2 separate regions of the Homo sapiens genome follow, and region 2 is linked to region 1. A link is an interaction called in ENCODE POLR2A ChIA-PET data of the cell type or tissue named here. Cell type or tissue: OCI-LY7. All regions are shown on one strand. Each heading gives the region's core, and the rest is flanking DNA. Links, peaks and the distances in the headings are about the cores only.

Region 1 (5,700 bases), core at 322-5,321:
ACTGCACTCCAGCCTGGGAAACAGTGAAAGACTCCGTCTCAAAAAAAAAAAAAAAATTATTGTTATCATAGTTATTATAGCTCCTATTACTGAACATTCTCTGTATACCAGGCACTATGCTTCATGCTTTACAGGGAGAGTCAATAGTCCATATTTTACCTTTTCTATTGACTAGCTAGTCATACCACTTTTGGCAAGATTCTTAACTCTGGTGGGAAATAATAATAGTAACAGCTTTATAGGGTTGTTGATAGGGCTGAATGAGATATTACATATAAACCACCTCATACAATCCCTAGCCCATAGAAAGTGCTCAATAAATGTTAAGTGGCATCATCTCATCATAATCATAAGCACTGATATATATAATTATAAATTCAATCTGACATATTAATCATATGTAAAATAACTATGATATAATTGAAATATAATTTATAATGAAATGTTCTTGATGGTTTTAACAAGATAAACATTTGTTTTCCTTCTGCAAATTAAATAAAAAGTTATTCTGATATTATTCCTCAGTCTTAAATACAACACAAAAGCTGCTCTTTAACTGATATTTTTTTTTTTTAGATGGAGTCTTGCTTTGTCACCCAGGCTGGGGTGCAGTGGTGCGATCTCAGCTCACTGCAAACTCCACCTCCTGGGTTCATGCAATTCCCCTGCCTCAGCCTCCCCAGTAGCTGGGATTACTTGCATGCACCACCACGCCCAGCTAATTTTTTTTTTTTTTTGTATTTTTAGTAGAGACGGGGTTTCACCATAATGGCCAGGCTGATCTCGAACTCCTGACCTCAAGTGATCCACCCACCTCAGCCTCCCAAAGTGCTGGGATTACAGGTGTGAGCCATTGTGCCTGGCTAACTAATTTCTTTGACTACACTGAAGAAAGCAGATTAAACATACCATATCCACTCAATGCTTACCTCAGATAGAAGCAAACGCCTTCAGTACAAAGTAAGCTGATAGAACCAAACACCTTCAGTACTAAGTAATGTATACAATTCAAAATTAAATAAAACCACCAAAACAAGACATAGAGAACATATTTCCTTGACAACTTCATCAAGGAAATCTGTATTATAATTAGGAAGTCACGGAAAATGAACCATGGGATGATTATGCCAGAAAGATGGCACTTCATTGCATGGAGGTAACATTTGGGAGATTGAAAGGGGAAAGAAGAAAGCTGTAAAGAACACTGGAGCATGATCAGTGGACCCAGGCCTTAGCTCTGACTCTGCCACCAACTCAGTGACCTCAGGAAAGCTCCTTTTCCTCCCTGGACTTCAATCTCTCATTTGTTCAAAGGGTTGACCCAGCTCTGACATCTGAGGATTCTGAGAGACTCAAGAACCCATAGCTATTTTCTGACCTCTTTGTGGCACTCATCCAGCAGGCAACGGATAGTCTGCTCCAGCTTCAGCTGCGTTGTGATCTGAATAAGGACTGAACAGACACAACAGTATTACTAACCAGGAGGCACCCCCAACCCAGAGTCCACCTTCCATGGCCCTTCTACTCAATCAGTGCAGGATAGTGATTTGCCTGGGCTAATTGGTATTATACTTTTCTATTTCTTCCATTTAACTATGTGTGCACAGGCCAGGCACAGTGGCTCACATCTGTAATCCCAGCACTTTGGGAGGCCGAGGCAGGCGGATCACCTGAGGTGAGGAATTTGAGACCAGCCTGACCAACATGGAGAAACCTCGTCTCTATTAGAAAAACAAAATTAGCCGGACATGGAGGTGCAGGCCTGTAATCCCAGCTACTCGGGAGGTTGAGGCAGGAGAATTGCTTGAACCCGGCAGGCGGAGGTTGTAGTGAGCCAAGATCGTGCCATTGCACTCCAGCATGGGCAACGAGAGCAAAAACTCTGTCTCAAAAACAAAACAAAACAAAACAAAAAAACAACTATGTGTGCACATCTAAACTAAAGGAGTTCTGGCTTCTTTTTTTTTTTTCTTTTGATTTTGCTTTTGCTTTGTTTAGAGACAGGGTCATCCAGGCTAAAGTGCAGTGGTGTGATCATAGCTCACTGCAGCCTTGAACTCCTGGGCTCAAGCAATCCTCCCACTCAGGCTCTCAAGCAGCTGGGACTACAGGTACATGCCACTATGCCTGGCTAATTTTTTAATTTTTTTGTAGGGACAGGGTCTGTACTGCCCAGGGTAATCTCAAATGCCTGGGCTTCAGCAGTCCTCCTGCCTGTCTCCCAAAGTGCTGGGATAATAGGTGTGAGTCACCATGCCTGGCCTTCTTTGATTTATTATCAGTGGTTCTCAACTCAGGCTGCACATTAGACTCACCTAGGAAGCTTTAAAAAAATTCTAATGCCCAGCCGGGCGCGGTGGCTCACGCATGTAATCCCAGCGCTTTGGGAGGCCGAGATGGGCGGATCACGAGGTCAGGAGATGGAGACCATCCTGGCTAACACGGTGAAACCCCGTCTCTGCTAAAAATACAAAAAAATTAGCCAGGTATGGTGGCAGGCATCTGTGGTCCCAGCTACTCAGGAGGCTGAGGCAGGAGAATGGCATGAATCTGGGAGGTGGAGTTTGTAGTGAGCCGAGATCACGCCACTGCACTCCAGCCTGGGCAACAGAGCGAGACTCCATCTCTAAAAAAAAAAAAAAAACAAACAAACAAAACTAATACCCAAGTCCCACCCCAGACCAATTGAATGTCTAAGGGAAAAGCCCAATATATTGTTTTGTTTAATGTGAATATATATATATATTGCTCCACACACACACACACACACACACACACACATCTATTTCTATTTAAATATACTTAAATATATTTAAATGTTTTATACTTTAAAATATTTTTCTAAATATAAAATTCTAGTGTATTTCTAAAGTTCTCCAGGTAAGTCTATTGTGAAGCCAGGTTTGAAAACTGCTTTTGAGCCGGGCGCAGTGGCTCACGCCTGTAATCCCAGCACTTTGGGAGGCCAAGGCGGGTGGATCACGAGGTCAGGAGATCAAGACCATCCTGGCTAACACGGTGAAACCCCATCTCTACTAAAAATACAAAAAAATTAGCCGGGCGTGGTGGTGGGCGCCTGTAGTCCCAGCTACTCGGGAGACCGAGGCAGGAGAATGGCGTGAACCCAGGAGGTGGAGCTTGCAGTGAGCCAAGATCGCGCCACTGCACTCCAGCCTGGGCAACAGAGCGAGACTCCGTATCAAAGAAACAAACAAACAAACAAAAAAAACACAATGCTTTTTTTTTTTTGAGCCGGAGTTTTACTCTTGTTGCCCAGGCTGGAGTGCACTGGCATGATCTCGCCTCACTGCAACTTCTGCCTCCTGGGTTCAAGTGATTCTCCTGCCTCAGCCTCCCGAGTAGTTGGGATTACAGGCACCCGCCCCCCACGCCTGGCTAATTTTTTATACTTTTAGTAGAGATGGGGCTTCTACATGTTGGCCAGGCTGGTCTCGAACTCCTAACCTCAGGTGATCCGCCCGCCTTGGCCTCCCAGGGACTATAGGTGTGAGCCACTGTGCCTGGCCAAAAACTGCTATTTTATATTATCTCTACTATTTCTTTCCTCAGTTTGCTCCTTTATATATACTAAAAAAAAAGAATTATAGGCAAGTTCCTATAGCCAATTATTACAACATTATCTCTTAGCTCCAAACCCACCCTTCTCTACAATCATTTGTGGTACTTCTGCTGGTGGCTTTGAGGAGAGATTTGGTAAGGTTGGAAAAGCTGCAAACTAAATTCAGCAGCTGCTGTGGGAAGGTTCTGTCACTGGAGGTTCAAGAAGCATTCTAGGCGAACACGCACAGAAACAAGAAGCAGGAAGAAAGCAAACAGGAACCATGAGGAAGGAGCAAGTCCTTCACCCCTCACCCTTAGTCTTCCTCTAGTGCTTTCCACCTAGGTGAAGTTCCTGAGGTCTGATGGTTCTGCAAGCCATGCTGATACCAACCAGAAGTGGATGGCTGCAGGATTGTAGCCCCACTCAAGGGTGGCCTAGAAGGAAAATGATGAAGGAAAATCCCCCGGGGGGTCAGAACGGATCATGAGGTCAAGAAATCGAGACCATCCTGGCTAACACGGTGAAATCGTCTCTACTAAAAATACAAAAAAATTAGCCGGGCGCAATGGCGGGCGCCTATAGTCCCAGCTACTCGGGAGGCTGAGGCAGGAGAATGGCGTGAACCCAGGAGGCAGAGCTTGCAGTGAGCCGAGATCGCGCCACTGCACTCCAGCCTGGGCAACAGAGTGAGATTGTCTCAAAAAAAAAGAAAAAAAAAGAAATACTGGTGACAATGAGGCCTGGAGAAGAAGATGGACCTTTCAGAGGGAGCATAAAGTGGGAAGACACTTGTCTCTTGTGTGAATGCTCCCTAAAGAACATCTATTAAAGAAGAGATTCTCAGTAACCAGGTAGTCAAAATGGCACATTTTGTGAATGCTAATCCACCTGTTTCCCTCACCATCAAGTGCTTATTCAATGGATCCATGTACAAGTTGGCTATGGTGGCAGAGCTGGAGGCTATGCGCTGGGCTCAACAACACGGACTTTCCCTTGTCAAGGCTAAATTGATTACTGCTATGACTGAGTGCCTAACCTGCCAACAGCAAATGGAGAGGCAGAGATTTGTCCTCACTGGAATAAACATGTATTCTGAATACAGACTTGCCTTCCCAAACCATGATACTTCTGCCAAAAACACATTTGTAAGCTTACAGAATGGCTTATTCAATATCATGGTATTCTGCACAACATCACTTGGATTAAGGAACTCATTTCACAAAAGAAGTGAGGCAATGGGATCACACCCATAAAATTCACTGCCCTTATCCCATACTCTATCAGCTGGAACCACCTGACCTAAAAGAATGTGGAATGGCCTCTGAAGACTCAGTTATTCCACCATCTGAAAGACACCACTCTGAAAGGATAGGGTTCTATCTTCCATGTGGTATATATTTTGATGCGGTGATCAACATTCGGTGCTGTCTTACCCACAGTAGAATACATGGGTCAGAGAATCAAGGGGTAAAGTGGGAGTCATTTCCCTATTACACTTACTAACCCACTTGCAGAATTTTTGTATCCTATAATAGCTCACTAGGGCTTCCATAATAAAATACCACAGACTGGATGGCTTAAACAACAGAAATTTTCTCACAGTTCTTGAGGTTGAAAGCCCAAGATCAAAGTGTCAGCAGATTTGGTTTCTTCTGAGGCCTCTCTTCCTGGCTTGCAGACGGCTACCTTCTCACTTGCCCTCACATGGTCTTTGCTTGGTGCACACACACCCCTGGTGTCTCTGTGTGTGTGTTCAAATTTGCTCTTCTTATAAGGATACTAGTCAGATTGGATTAGGGTCCATCCTAATTGCCTCATTTTAGCTTAATCAACTTTTTAAAGGCCCTATCCCCAAAGACACTCACATTCAGAGGTTCTGAGAGTTAGGGCTTCCACATATAAATTTGCCGGGGGTGGGGGGTACATATAAATTTAGCCCACAACATATCCTATCCTGCAACTTTGGGCTCTGCTAAAGATCTTAGTTCCTAAGGAAAGAATGCTTCCATGAGAGGTCACACAATGGTTTCATTGAATTAGAAGTTGTGACTATCATCTGGCCATTTTGAGGCCTCATGTCATTCAACCAATAGGCAAATAAGGGATTATTCTACTACCTGGAATGACTGATCCCAATA
Region 2 (5,700 bases), core at 460-5,459, 180 kb before region 1:
CAGAAACCCCATGGCACCCCTGCATGAGCCCCTGATGTGAACACCAGCCTGCGAGAAAGAACAGAGGGGGAACCTGGAAAGCCTCTTTGTGGGACAATTCAAAGAGCCAGGGCCCCGGTCACTGGGCCCCTCCTCCACTTGCCGGGATAACATCATTCCAGGACCCCACTGACAAGAACTGCAGGGACAATACCATCTACCACGTTTTCAGTTCTGTCACTTTTTGAGTGAGGGTATTTTCACACTAACACCCATGACTTCCAACCCATAACCACTCCCCGAAACAGGCCAGGGTGAGTGAGGAACTGAGGACAGAAGACAGGAGGGAGGGAGAAGCATAAGATAGAAAGCCCAGGGAGCCCAGGGGCGGGGCTGCCAGGCCGAGGCCCGCAGACATCGCTTCCACACCCCAGCCCTCGCCCCCACAGGAGCAGCGCTGTTTCATGGTCTGGTTCAGTCTGATGGTTCTGACCTTTACTGGGCTCTAAGTAGCCATCAGCGAATGTAACGGCTTCAGAAGACTTGAATGCCAGGGTCAGAAATAGCACTGTCAGAGTGCCACTCGAGGACACAGACAGAGAAGACTATCTCTCTCCAGGGGGAACCTGGAGACACTGCCTGAGTCTGAGAGAAAACAACCTGTTCTATAGACACATACTCATAATCTCAAAGCAGCTTATGAGATGAGGTGGGGTGTTTCACTTACATTTCTAATCACTGGGACCAGGGGCACCAATAGTCCGTCCTTCCTCTTTGGTAACCAGTGTTGATACTGGATACTGGAGAACAAATGTAGAGGACCCTCGCGACCCTCTGCCAACCTTCCACAAAGCACTCACTGAATCTGAGCTGATAACTGCAATGGTGGGAGAATAGCAGTTGAGGAGCTGAGCAGGGAGGGAGATTGGGGGGTGGTGGCGTGATTCCTGGGCTTCGGAGGTCCCAGAACATTTGAACGGTTGACTCCAACTCTCTTTCCAAGAACAGCCAATTCCACATGTCCAATCAGCAAGGGAGCCTGGTGGCTGCTCCAGGAGAAACTGAGGACCAACTGGTCCCTCACGAGGGCCCAAATGTTACAAGTAGAAGCAAAGCCTAGTCCAGGTCATACGGCAAGAGGAACCAGAAAGGCAAATGTGGAAATCACTAAGTAAAAATGTATTTTAAGCTTAATTCTTTTCTTTTCTTTTTTTTTTTAAAGACAGAGTCTTGCTCTGTCACCCAGGCTGGAGTGCAGTGGTGTGATCTTGGCTCACTGCAACCTCCGCCTCCTGGGTTCTAGCAATTCTCCTGCCTCAGCCTCCCAAGTAGCTGGGATTATAGGCACCCGCCACCGCACCCAGCTAATTTTTATATTTTTAGTAGAGACAGGGTTTCACCATCTTGGCCACGCTGGTGGCTTGGCTTGTAATCCCAAGCCAAAAAAAAAAAAATTTTTTTTTAAGTTTTCCTAAATTTTATAGACACCAGAATCTTCCCCAACTGGGGCCTAGGAGCCTCCCCCTGTAACTCATCTGCTAATTGCCTGATGTGAAAGAGGCTGTGGCAAGAACCCCACAACTGTTTAGATCCTGAGAGCCACTCAGTATCCCTGGGCCAGTCCCAACCCCAGGTTGTGTCCCCTAACATCGGTCTAACCCCATGGCTCTCAAATCGTGTGCCAAGGCAGTCTGAGGTGCCACAGCAAGTGATCAAGGGAGCCACTGGCTATTTTAAACTTTCGAGGAAAACAGTGATGCTCAACATCAGCTGGGCACTGTAAGTGACTAGATGGGGAGAGCATGCAGCCTCAGCATTGAGACCACACTAGCTTCCTTTGGAGATGTGATATCTGTCATAGTACTGTGTGAAAATCAATGTGGAAAAGAGAGAGAGTGATGGTTGCTAGTCTGATTCCAAAGCTTGAGGTGTGCAGTGCTTGACAGGTTCATGTATTGGTAAGAAACAGTGACACCATGCTTGTGAAGAGCCATTCCACTCCAGCCTGGGCAACAGAGTGAGGCTGTATCTCAAAAAATAAATAAATAAATAAAAGAATATTTTGGATTCTTAATAACCATGATTTCTAAGAAATTATTAAGAATCCAAAATATTCTCTCTCTTTCTTTCTTTTGAGACAGAGTCTTGCTCTGTCACCCAGAGTGCAGTGGCACAATCTCGGCTCACGGCAACCTCTGACTCCTGGGTTCAAGTGATTCTGTCTCAGCCTTCCGAGTAGCTGGGATTACAGGTGCGTGCTACGATCCCTGGCTAATTTTTGTATTTTTAGTAGACACGGAGTTTCATCATGTTGGCCAGGCTGGTCTCAAACTCCTGACCTTAGGTGATCCACCCGCCTCAGCCTCCTTAAGTGCTGGGATTACAGGTATGAGCCACCGTGCCCAACCTCTTTTTTTTTTTTTTTAATAGAGACATGGTCTCACTATGTTGTCCAGGCTGGAGTGGAGTGGCTCTATTCACAGGTGTGACCATAGCTAACTGCAGCCTCAAACTCGTGGTTTCAGGAGATTCTCCTACCTCAGTCTCCTGAGGAGCTGGGACCACAGGTGTGTGCTACCACTCCTAGCAAAAAATATTATTTCTTCTTTCAACTTGACATATGATTTTTTCAAATGACCACTAAGCTGTTAAGACAATTTAAATACCTATTAGGATGTTCAAACTTAACTACTTAACAGAGGCCAGGCGCGGTGGTGCATGCCTATAATCCCAGCACTTTGAGAGGCTGAGGTGGGCAGATCGCTTAAGCCCAGGAGTTCGAGACCAGCCTGAGCAACATAGCAAAACCCTGACTTTACAAAAAATACAAAAATAAGCTCGGTGTGGTGGTGTATACCTGCAGTCCCAGCTACTCGGGAGGGTGAGGTGGGATGATCACTTGAGCCCAGAGAGGTTGAGGCTAGAGTGTGCCGTGATTGCACCACTGCACTCCAGCCTGGGCAACAGAGCAAGACACTGTTTCAAAAAACGAAAACCAGAACCGTTAGGTATTTCTTTTGGCTAAGGGATGCCATGAAAAATTTACTGAGACATAGTGAGTAGAGAATGTTTGGGAATCTTGAGTCATGAGTTGAGCAAGTTTGGGAACCTCTAGTCTAAACCATTTTCACAGAGGCCAGCCCTCCACTTGCCCCCAACAACTGGCTCATTTGTAGCTAAATATATCTCACCAAATTCAAAGCTTCTTCCTTTATAAGAAAGTACTGTCTGAGTCTCTTTATCCTCTCTCAAGAGAAGTAAACAGAGAAGAGCAGTTACTTTAAAGATGACAGTTCTCCTTTTTCCATCTTACTGAATATGCAAATTTGGTAATACTATTAAGTTTCAAATATTTATATCCTTTGACACAGCATCACCATCTCTACAGATTTGGTCTGAGGAAACTCTTATGGAGGTGCATGAAGACAATGGACAAAAATGTTCCCTAAAGCACTGTTTATAACGGCAAATACTGGAAACAACCCAAATGTCCATCAGCAGCATCAAGTACCTCTGTAGAATGAAGAGGCTACAAAGAAACACCCAAGATTCATCGTTAGTCACTAAATCTGGAAGACCAACACTTCCAGACATCAAGACGTAAGAGAAAACTCAGCCGTTAGGGTTGGGTGGTGATGGTGCAGTGGAACAGACTAGATCTGGAGGCAGACCCACGGTACACGGATCCTTGATTTATGAAAAAAAGGTGCCACTTGGTGCAGCAGGGGAAGGATAGTTTTTAAAATAACAGGTTCTGCGTCAGGTAGATATCCTTATGGAGAAAAACAGATCTTGCACTCCTACCTCCAACTCTTATAAAAATTAATTCCAGGTGGATTAGGTACATATGTGTAAAGAGTAAAAAATAAAGCGTCTAGCAGACAACATAGGAGAATATCTTCATGACTTTGAGGTAGGACAAAGATTTATTGAACAGGACTTAAAATGTCTAACTGTAAAGGAAAAGACTAATAATCTGGATTTCACTGAAATTAAGAGCTTGTGCTCTCACTAGACACCATTAAGACAGAACAGGCAAGCCCCAGAGTGGGAGAAGGTATCTGAAAAGCATATATCCAATAAAGGGGTAATCTCCAGAATAAAGAATTCCTCTAATCAATGAGACGACAGATAGTCCAAATGAAAAAGAGGTAAGACTTGAATTGAATGTAACGAAACAGACTATCCAAATTGCCAATAAATGTAAGAAGAGGTGCTCAATCTCATTAATCACCTGGGAAGTACAAATGAAAACTACAATGAGATACACTAGAAGGGCTTAAAAAAATTGACATTATATGTGTTCGGTAAGGATGTAGAACTAGAAGTCTTGTTCACTGCTGATGGAGTGGAGAATGGCCAACAATTTGGAAATACGCACAACCTCTGACCCAGCGATGCCATTCCTAAAAATGCAGTCACGTTTCCTGAAAGATGTGTGTACAAGGAGGTTCACAGCAGCACCCTTCATAATAACCAAAGCCAGAAAACAACTAAAAAGTTCATCTGCAATAATCTAGTCATACAATGGAACACTATAAATATGAGAACGAACAATCTATAATTCTACATAACAACATAATGATTCTTACACATGATATTGAGCAAAATAAGTCAGACACAAAACAGTGTATACTGCAAGACTCTCCTTATATTAATATAGTTTAAACAGAGGCAAAGCATCTGAGGTGACTAGGATGGTGGTTACCCTTGGAAGGCTGGAAGGCTTGGGGGAAGGGGCAGGTTAGTGATTGCAAAGGGCCCAAGAGAAGTTTCTGGGGTCTTGGTTCTGTACTTTGATCTGTCTGCTGGCTATAAGGGTGTGTTTACTCTGTGGAGTCACTGAACTGTGTATTTATGATTTGTATACTTTTTGACATGCATATTGTAATCTTTTTTTTTTTTCTTGAGACGGAGTCTCACTCACTCTGTCACCCAGGCTGGAGTGCAGTGGTGCAATCTTGGCTCATTACAACCTCCACTTCCCAGGTTCAGGCGATTCTCCTGCCTCAGCCTCCCAAGTAGCTGGGATTACAGGTGTGCACCACCACATCCAGCTAATTTTTGTTTGTATGTACGTATGTATTTATTTTGAGATGGAGTCTTGCTCTGTTGCCCAGGCTGGAGTGCAATGGCGTGATCTCCGCTCAATGCACCCTCCACCTCCTGGGTTCAAGTGATTCTCCTGTCTCAGCCTCCCAAGTAGCTGAGATTATAGGCACATGCCACCACGCCTGGCTAATTTTTGTATTTTTAGTAGAGACAGGGTTTCATCATATTGGTCAGGCTGGTCTTGAACTCCTGACCTCAGGTGATCTGCTCGCCTTGGCCTCCCAAAGTGCCGGGATTACAGGGGTAAGCCACCGTGCCCGGCCCTCCCAGCCAGACTTCTAAGCATGTACTTTGATAAGTTTACTGAAATGATGAACAATAGACAGATTAAACTCCAGTGACAGAATTCAGAAGAGTGGTTACCTTGGTTGGGGCAGGAAGAGCAGGGAGGGCCTCAAGAAGGCTTCTGGGGGTGCTGGGAATGTTCTACTTCTTGATGTGGGTGGGTGTTGCATGGGTAACTTCACTTCAAGCCGTAAGTTAAAATGTGGGCATTTTTCTGCATGTATGTTGTATTTTGATAAAATGAATGTCTTCAAAACATTTTTGGGGGGCATGGAAGTTACAAATGTAATGACATCAGCCCAGAGCACTTCAATAAACTGAAAA

Evidence for each region. Peaks named below come from ENCODE experiments on the same cell type or tissue, not always from the same donor. Only the 100,000 strongest peaks of a DNase experiment are listed, where the experiment ranks them.
Region 2: POLR2A ChIA-PET joins it to region 1 with 9 read pairs; 5 of 35 experiments call an interaction of 5 or more read pairs at or near these places.

What each region holds. Positions count from the first base shown.
Region 1 is chr22:41,709,754-41,715,453 of GRCh38, reverse strand. MEI1 (meiotic double-stranded break formation protein 1) reads right to left here. Exons shown (of 31, transcript NM_152513.4): 4 at 1,379-1,452. Among named protein-coding and RNA genes, the nearest start is that of MEI1, 13 kb to the right of the region's middle. In OCI-LY7, for the core only: no CTCF peak of the experiment used is centred there; no DNase peak of the experiment used is centred there.
Region 2 is chr22:41,886,406-41,892,105 of GRCh38, reverse strand. All of the region lies in intron 11 of SREBF2 (sterol regulatory element binding transcription factor 2), which reads right to left. Among named protein-coding and RNA genes, the nearest start is that of MIR33A, 12 kb to the left of the region's middle. In OCI-LY7, for the core only: no CTCF peak of the experiment used is centred there; no DNase peak of the experiment used is centred there; H3K27ac peaks cover 1,336 bases.